Linked DNA regions of Homo sapiens: region 1 is linked to region 2. Evidence: read pairs that join two places in POLR2A ChIA-PET (ENCODE). Cell type or tissue: GM12878. All regions are shown on one strand. Links, peaks and the distances in the headings refer to the core of each region. The heading gives the core; the rest is flanking DNA.

What was found. ChIA-PET counts read pairs that join two places held together with the same protein. Peaks named below come from ENCODE experiments on the same cell type or tissue, not always from the same donor. Only the 100,000 strongest peaks of a DNase experiment are listed, where the experiment ranks them.
Region 1: POLR2A ChIA-PET joins it to region 2 with 8 read pairs; 4 of 35 experiments call an interaction of 5 or more read pairs at or near these places.

The regions. Positions count from the first base shown.
Region 1 is chr2:190,651,542-190,654,462 of GRCh38, reverse strand. All of the region lies in intron 2 of NAB1 (NGFI-A binding protein 1), which reads right to left. Among named protein-coding and RNA genes, the nearest start is that of NAB1, 3.9 kb to the right of the region's middle. In GM12878, for the core only: no CTCF peak of the experiment used is centred there; no DNase peak of the experiment used is centred there; H3K4me3 peaks cover 1,880 bases.
Region 2 is chr2:190,703,254-190,706,174 of GRCh38, reverse strand. No RefSeq gene overlaps it. Among named protein-coding and RNA genes, the nearest start is that of NAB1, 56 kb to the right of the region's middle. RefSeq lists an enhancer at 1,209-1,278. In GM12878, for the core only: no CTCF peak of the experiment used is centred there; no DNase peak of the experiment used is centred there; H3K27ac peaks cover 532 bases.

The sequences.
Region 1 (2,921 bases), core at 281-2,780, 52 kb after region 2:
AATGTCTTTCCCACTACCCCTGGCTGCAGCTGTCATCTCCCTTCTCTGAACCCCGCAACACTTTGTCTCTCTTACATTTTGAACTTATTCAAATAACACCAACAACTAAGCCAGTTCTGGGGAACAGAGGAAAGACAGTCCTTCATGGAGAGTCAGTTAAGAGCAAGGAGAGACAAGAAGCAGAGACTTAAACAATGTGGTAAATGCTGTGCAGCTGTGAAGGAGTCATGGCACAAGGAAGGCAACCTGCCTGGCTCTGCAGAACAAGTCACTGTTAGGTTATAAGCACCCCAAGGGTAGGAATTAGGTTTCATTACTCTTTTATCCCCATTTATTCCTAGCAAAGTTTCAATGATGAATAACATCTCTGGAAAGGTTGCTGTGCAATGAAACCCAATGTCTGAGTCAGAATCTGATCAGCAACCTTTCATATTCCAAAGGGGAGGCCTTCTGTGTAAACCAGTATCTCAATGAATTGCCAATCCAATAACAGGGCATCCTGTTACTTTACCTACAATCCTTTTCATTCTCTCATCCTTAATACTTCTTCTTTCTTAAAAAGCTATACGGTGCACTCCTATAACATGGCTATTCTCCCAAGAAAGCAAAAGTTCCTGCCAATACAGGAACTACAAGTGGTTAGTGTTATACATCATGCAACGAGTCCGGCCCCAACACCTGCCTTTTAAGAATTCAAGTTCAGTCATGAGATCCTAGGTCTTTTTCTTCTCTGTTCCTATAAATTAAACACGGTGTAAGTTATCATCAAATATCTATCTCATTAATGATCCATACACTCAAAGGGATTTATAATCACTATTCTTGCATCTTCTCCCCTCCATGCTATGGGAATCATTATTAGATACACATACACAAACATATATAGCAATACACATATGAACACACTTCCAGGAGTGGGAAGAAACCACGGGCAAAATCCTAGTAAGGCCTGACTTATTTATGCATAAGACTAGAAATTCCTTCCCCCAACACAGCCTGCAATTTTTACTTTAAAATTATCTGAGTTAATAGCAACCTCTTACAGACTTACAAAAAATGTGAAAAACCTTGGGAAGAGTTAAGAGCTCATGAGTCATTTACAGATAAAGGTAAATTAGTTCCATCAGATTGTTTTCTTCTTAACATCTAGACAAGATCTGATGCACATTAATGAAAGATTGAGATGGGAAATGGGGACAATGAAAATAGGAAATCTGAGGACAGAAAGACTACACTTAGAGCCTCTGAAGTATTCCAAGTTCAGGAGAGTATAGCTTGAAGGTACAGGGGCCTGAGAGAAGGGTGAAATGGGTACACGAGAGGCTGAAACAGAAAAGGTTTATAACAAACAAGAATTTGATTTAGGGAAGGATGAGCCTCTGTGTCAGGGGTGTCCAATCTTTTGGCTTCCCTGAGCCACACTGGAAGAAGAATTGTCTTGGGCCACACAAAAAATACACTAACGATAGCTGATAAGAAAGTTTATGCATTTGTGTTGGGCCGTATTCAAAGCCCTCCTGGGCTGCATGCAACCACAGGCCTCGGGTTGGACAAGCTTGCTCTATGCAATTAATTATTTTCGCTTTTATTCTCATCCTAGACCCAGAACTCAAGCTAAAATGATTAAATATAGTTCAGCTACACTTTATGGGTTACTTAAGATTGTAGGGTTGGCCTAGGTACTAACTCCCATGTATGTGTTTCAAGCTTCCAGTGATTTACCTAGGCACACATATTAGTAAGCATTCAGTGGTGTACCATATAAGTCAAGATACTTCTGGATCTTAGCTATGAATTAAATATATACCTTCTAATGAATTGACTGTAATTTGGGAAACTTAAAATGTTGTCTCTTATTGATTCGTTTCTAAATTCTGAATGGAATGAATGAAGCTGGAAAAAAATTTTAGAGACACCTTAAAATTTTAATAAAAATATTCAGTGTGAGGTTAAATTTACTTGCCAAAATTAGAAAAAACTAAACCAGATTTTGCTAAATGATAACTATGTATTTATTCATTTAACTATAGTAACAATAGGCAAATACTAGCATTTCGTACAATGGCTGGAAATTCTTAACCAACCAACCATCAAGTCATTCAACAAACATTAAGTACCCACTGAGCACAGAGTATGCAGGCAATATTTATAAGTTTTTTTCACCTTTTCAGAAGTTTCTCTGTAAAAATCATTAAATTAATATACCATGCAAATTAATGGGTCACCCCCTAAATACAATGTATTGAGAAATGACAAACTCTTTGAAAGCTTAATGGCATGTTTTAGCTGTGTGAATTCTCACAAGATGAGGATTACTATTTTTTCCAAGCATCAACTTGTCAAATTTCCCACTTGCTCCATTATTAAGTTTAAGGAGTATATTCTACTGTTGTATGAGTTATTGAACATGTCAGATCAGAAAGGGAATTTGCACTTAATATAACAATTGTACCATTCTTCATTCTACTGTTGAAAAGGATAAAAGAAGCAGGTAAGATAAAAATAAATCCAAAGCAAAGGGTCTAGCAATCTTCTATTATGCTCAAGTGGGTATTATTTATGCTATAATATGTTTAGCAAATTCCACAATGAAATATGCATAGACGGGTTGATTATACATTAGCATGATCTTAAACTGTTCAAAACATATTATAAAATGGTCACTTCCATCCAAAACACAGCTTTGCATTTAAAGGTAAATTTTACAAAGATTTCATTTCCAAAAATGTACATAAATAGCACTCACAAAAAACAGCTCCAGGCTTGTTATAATGGAATAAATGAGTCCTAAGTCTTAGGCCAATGAAACCTGACATAACTTCGGAGGCTAAGGTGGGATAATCCCTTGGCCCCAGGAGTTTGAGGCCAACCTGGGCAACACAGCGAGACCCCATGTCTATATTTTCTTTAGAAACTGACAT
Region 2 (2,921 bases), core at 203-2,702:
TAAGTCTAAAAGCTAAGACGTGCAATGGTCTGATACTACAGATTAAAACTGTGGAAAGAGTTCCATATGAAATTGTATTGGGGCTGGGCACAGTGGCTCATGCCTGTAATCCCAGCACTTTGGGAGGCCAAGGTGGGTGGATCACTGGAGGCCAGTAGTTTGAGACCAGCCTGGGCAACATGGCAAAACCCACTCTCTCTACAAAAAATATAAAAAATTAGCTGGGCGTGATGGTGCACGTCTGTAGCCCCAGCTACTCAGGAAGCTGAGGTGGGAGGATCACTTGAGCCTGGGAGGTTGAGGCTGCAGTGAGCCATGATTGTGCCATTGTACTCCAGCCTGGGTGACAGAGTGAGACCCTGTCTCAAGAAAAGAAAAGAAACTGTGCACTGGAGTATCTGTCCAGTTCATAGTGTCTTCCTTAAAGTTCCCTCTTCCCATGCCCAAAGTGGATCAATCTCCATTCCACTTTCCACAGTTGGCTGAACTGGACTGGACACCTGACCCAGGATAAGTCAATCAGAGTCCCTTCTCAGGGAATTTGGAATTAGGCTTGGAGATAGACAGTGGCAATTGATGTAGCTAGACCCAGTGACAAGGTCAGATTCGCCGCTGTCCAGTGGTACCCAAGCACGAGGCAGTGGTACTCTTTCGCCACAGCACTAGCCCTGCTCTGGGATGAGGCCCGCCCTCTGTTGGGGAAGGCTTAGGAATGTCCTGCTCTGTTCAAAAGGCTGCTTGTCCACTATGGCCTGAACAGATGGAGATCGCTAAGTCTTGAGTCCAGGAAGCCCTTTTTTTGCTGGCCAAGGGTATGTGCTGGCTGCTGCCTGTGGAAGAACTTGTATAGGTCACAAAGCAACAAAACCCAGATAACTGTGGCACCTTGGCAAAAAGCACCAGGGGCAGTGTGGGCTCACTCCACAGTGCTCCTGGATCTGTAGGTCTGGCTAGGCTCCCCCATGTGGCTCCCAGCCCTGGGGAGTGAGGTACTCACAGTCTCTGGGTGCCAACTCTGCCTCCATCCATACGGCTTCCCTAAGATCCTGTTCCTTTATCCCCAGGGCTCCACTGACCTGACCTCTCCTACCCCCTGGGGAGAGGGTGGTCATAGTCAGGGTCCTCCTGCAGCTTCTTTCTAATGTATTATTGTTAGGACAGAAATTGTATACCTTGTTTCCTTCAAGATCTTCCCTCTCAATTCACAATCCTTTCTTTCTTTCAACAAAACCCACCTCATTCTTCAAATCAAAAGCTTTGGCTTTCAGAGCTATTATTTCTGATAGGTTCTTAGAAAAGAGTCTGTTTTGGCCGTGTGCAGTGGCTCACGCCTGTAAACCCAGCACGTTAGGAGGCCGAGGTGGGTGGATCACTTGAGGTCAGGAGTTTGAGACCAGCCTGGTGAAACCCCGTCTCTACTAAAAATACAAAAATTAGCAAGGCCTGCTGGCCCATGCCGGTAGTCTCAGCTACTCAGGAGGCTGAGGCAGTAGAATCACTTGAACCTGGGAGGCAGAGGTCGCAGTGAGCTGAGATCGCACCACTGCACTCCAGCCTGGGTGACAGAGCGAGACTTCATTTCAGAAAAAAAAAAAAAAAAGCCTATTTTGTAACAGCCCCCCACCACCACCAACAAAAAAGCATTGGCCGTTTCTTTATTTTTGCATACTAGCACTAGCTAACCACTCTAATTCTCTCTTTAAGTCAATGTGGATGGCTCTGGGTGAGCACAAGGAAATGCAAAACAGAAACACACACACACACATTAATATTTTAAGAAATTACTTTGCTATGTGGGTAAACTCACTATTGTTGGCAGTCATATTCCACCTTGTAAATTAGGGAGAGGGTATAAGCCAGTTTGCAGAGATGATCATGAAGCTGACTCACAAAGAGAAACAGAGGAGATGGTGAAGCCAGGAATAGTGGCTCACGCCTATAATCCTAGCACTTTGGAAGGCTGAGGTGGGCGGATTGCTTGAGCTCAGGAGTTCGAGACCTGCCTCGGCAACATGGTGAGTCCCCTGTCTCTACAAAAATAAACAAAAATCTTCTGGGCATGGTGGCATGTACCTGTAGTCCCAGCTACTTGGGAGGCTAAGGTGGGAGGAACCCTTGAGCTGGGGAGGTCGAGGCTGCAGTGAGCTGAGATCATGCCACGACCCTGCAGCCTGAGTGACAGAGTGAGACCCTGTAACAAAACAAAACAAAAACAAACAAACAAGCAAAACCAGAGGAAACAGTGGAAAGAGGACTGTCTGGGTTCCTGACACTTTTTAAATTCCAAGTTTTAGTCTAAATAGAGCTGTCCTTTTTCTCCATATCCTTAAATATCATTCTATTCTTAAAATAAATTTATAATTTTTCTTAAGCTAACTCGAGTTTATACTTTTAGCAACCGGAACAGTGCTAATTAATACAGTTTCATGGTTGCAAAGCTAAGCTACATTTTCCCAACTAACTTTAAAAATCGTTATAGAGATTAACACTAGTAGTTAAATGGTCCTATAACTTTTGTTATAAAAGTTGGTATTATTTATTGCCCCTCTAGTTAACATTTCCCTAATGAAGTTTTCAGAATGTGGTTGCAATTAGTCTCAAATGTTGGTATCCATCTGGAAAGAGATATGACCAACATAGACTCTCTCTGCCCCTCTTGTTAAATGGTAGTTGCTATGCCATGGGCGTCTTCCCCAGGTAAAGACTTCCTCTCTGTGTGTTCGGACCACGGGAGCAAGCATCAGAGGTCCGTGCTTAGCCGGCTGCCGTGACGCTCCTGATGCCATTGACTCTCTCGCTTTGATTAGAGGTCTGCCACATGCTAGGGAGGAAAGTAATTTCCTTCTCTATTATTTTCACTCTGCCCCGATGCTTTCTTTTTAGGGAACCAATACAAGCCTGCTTCTTGGGAATTTTGCTCC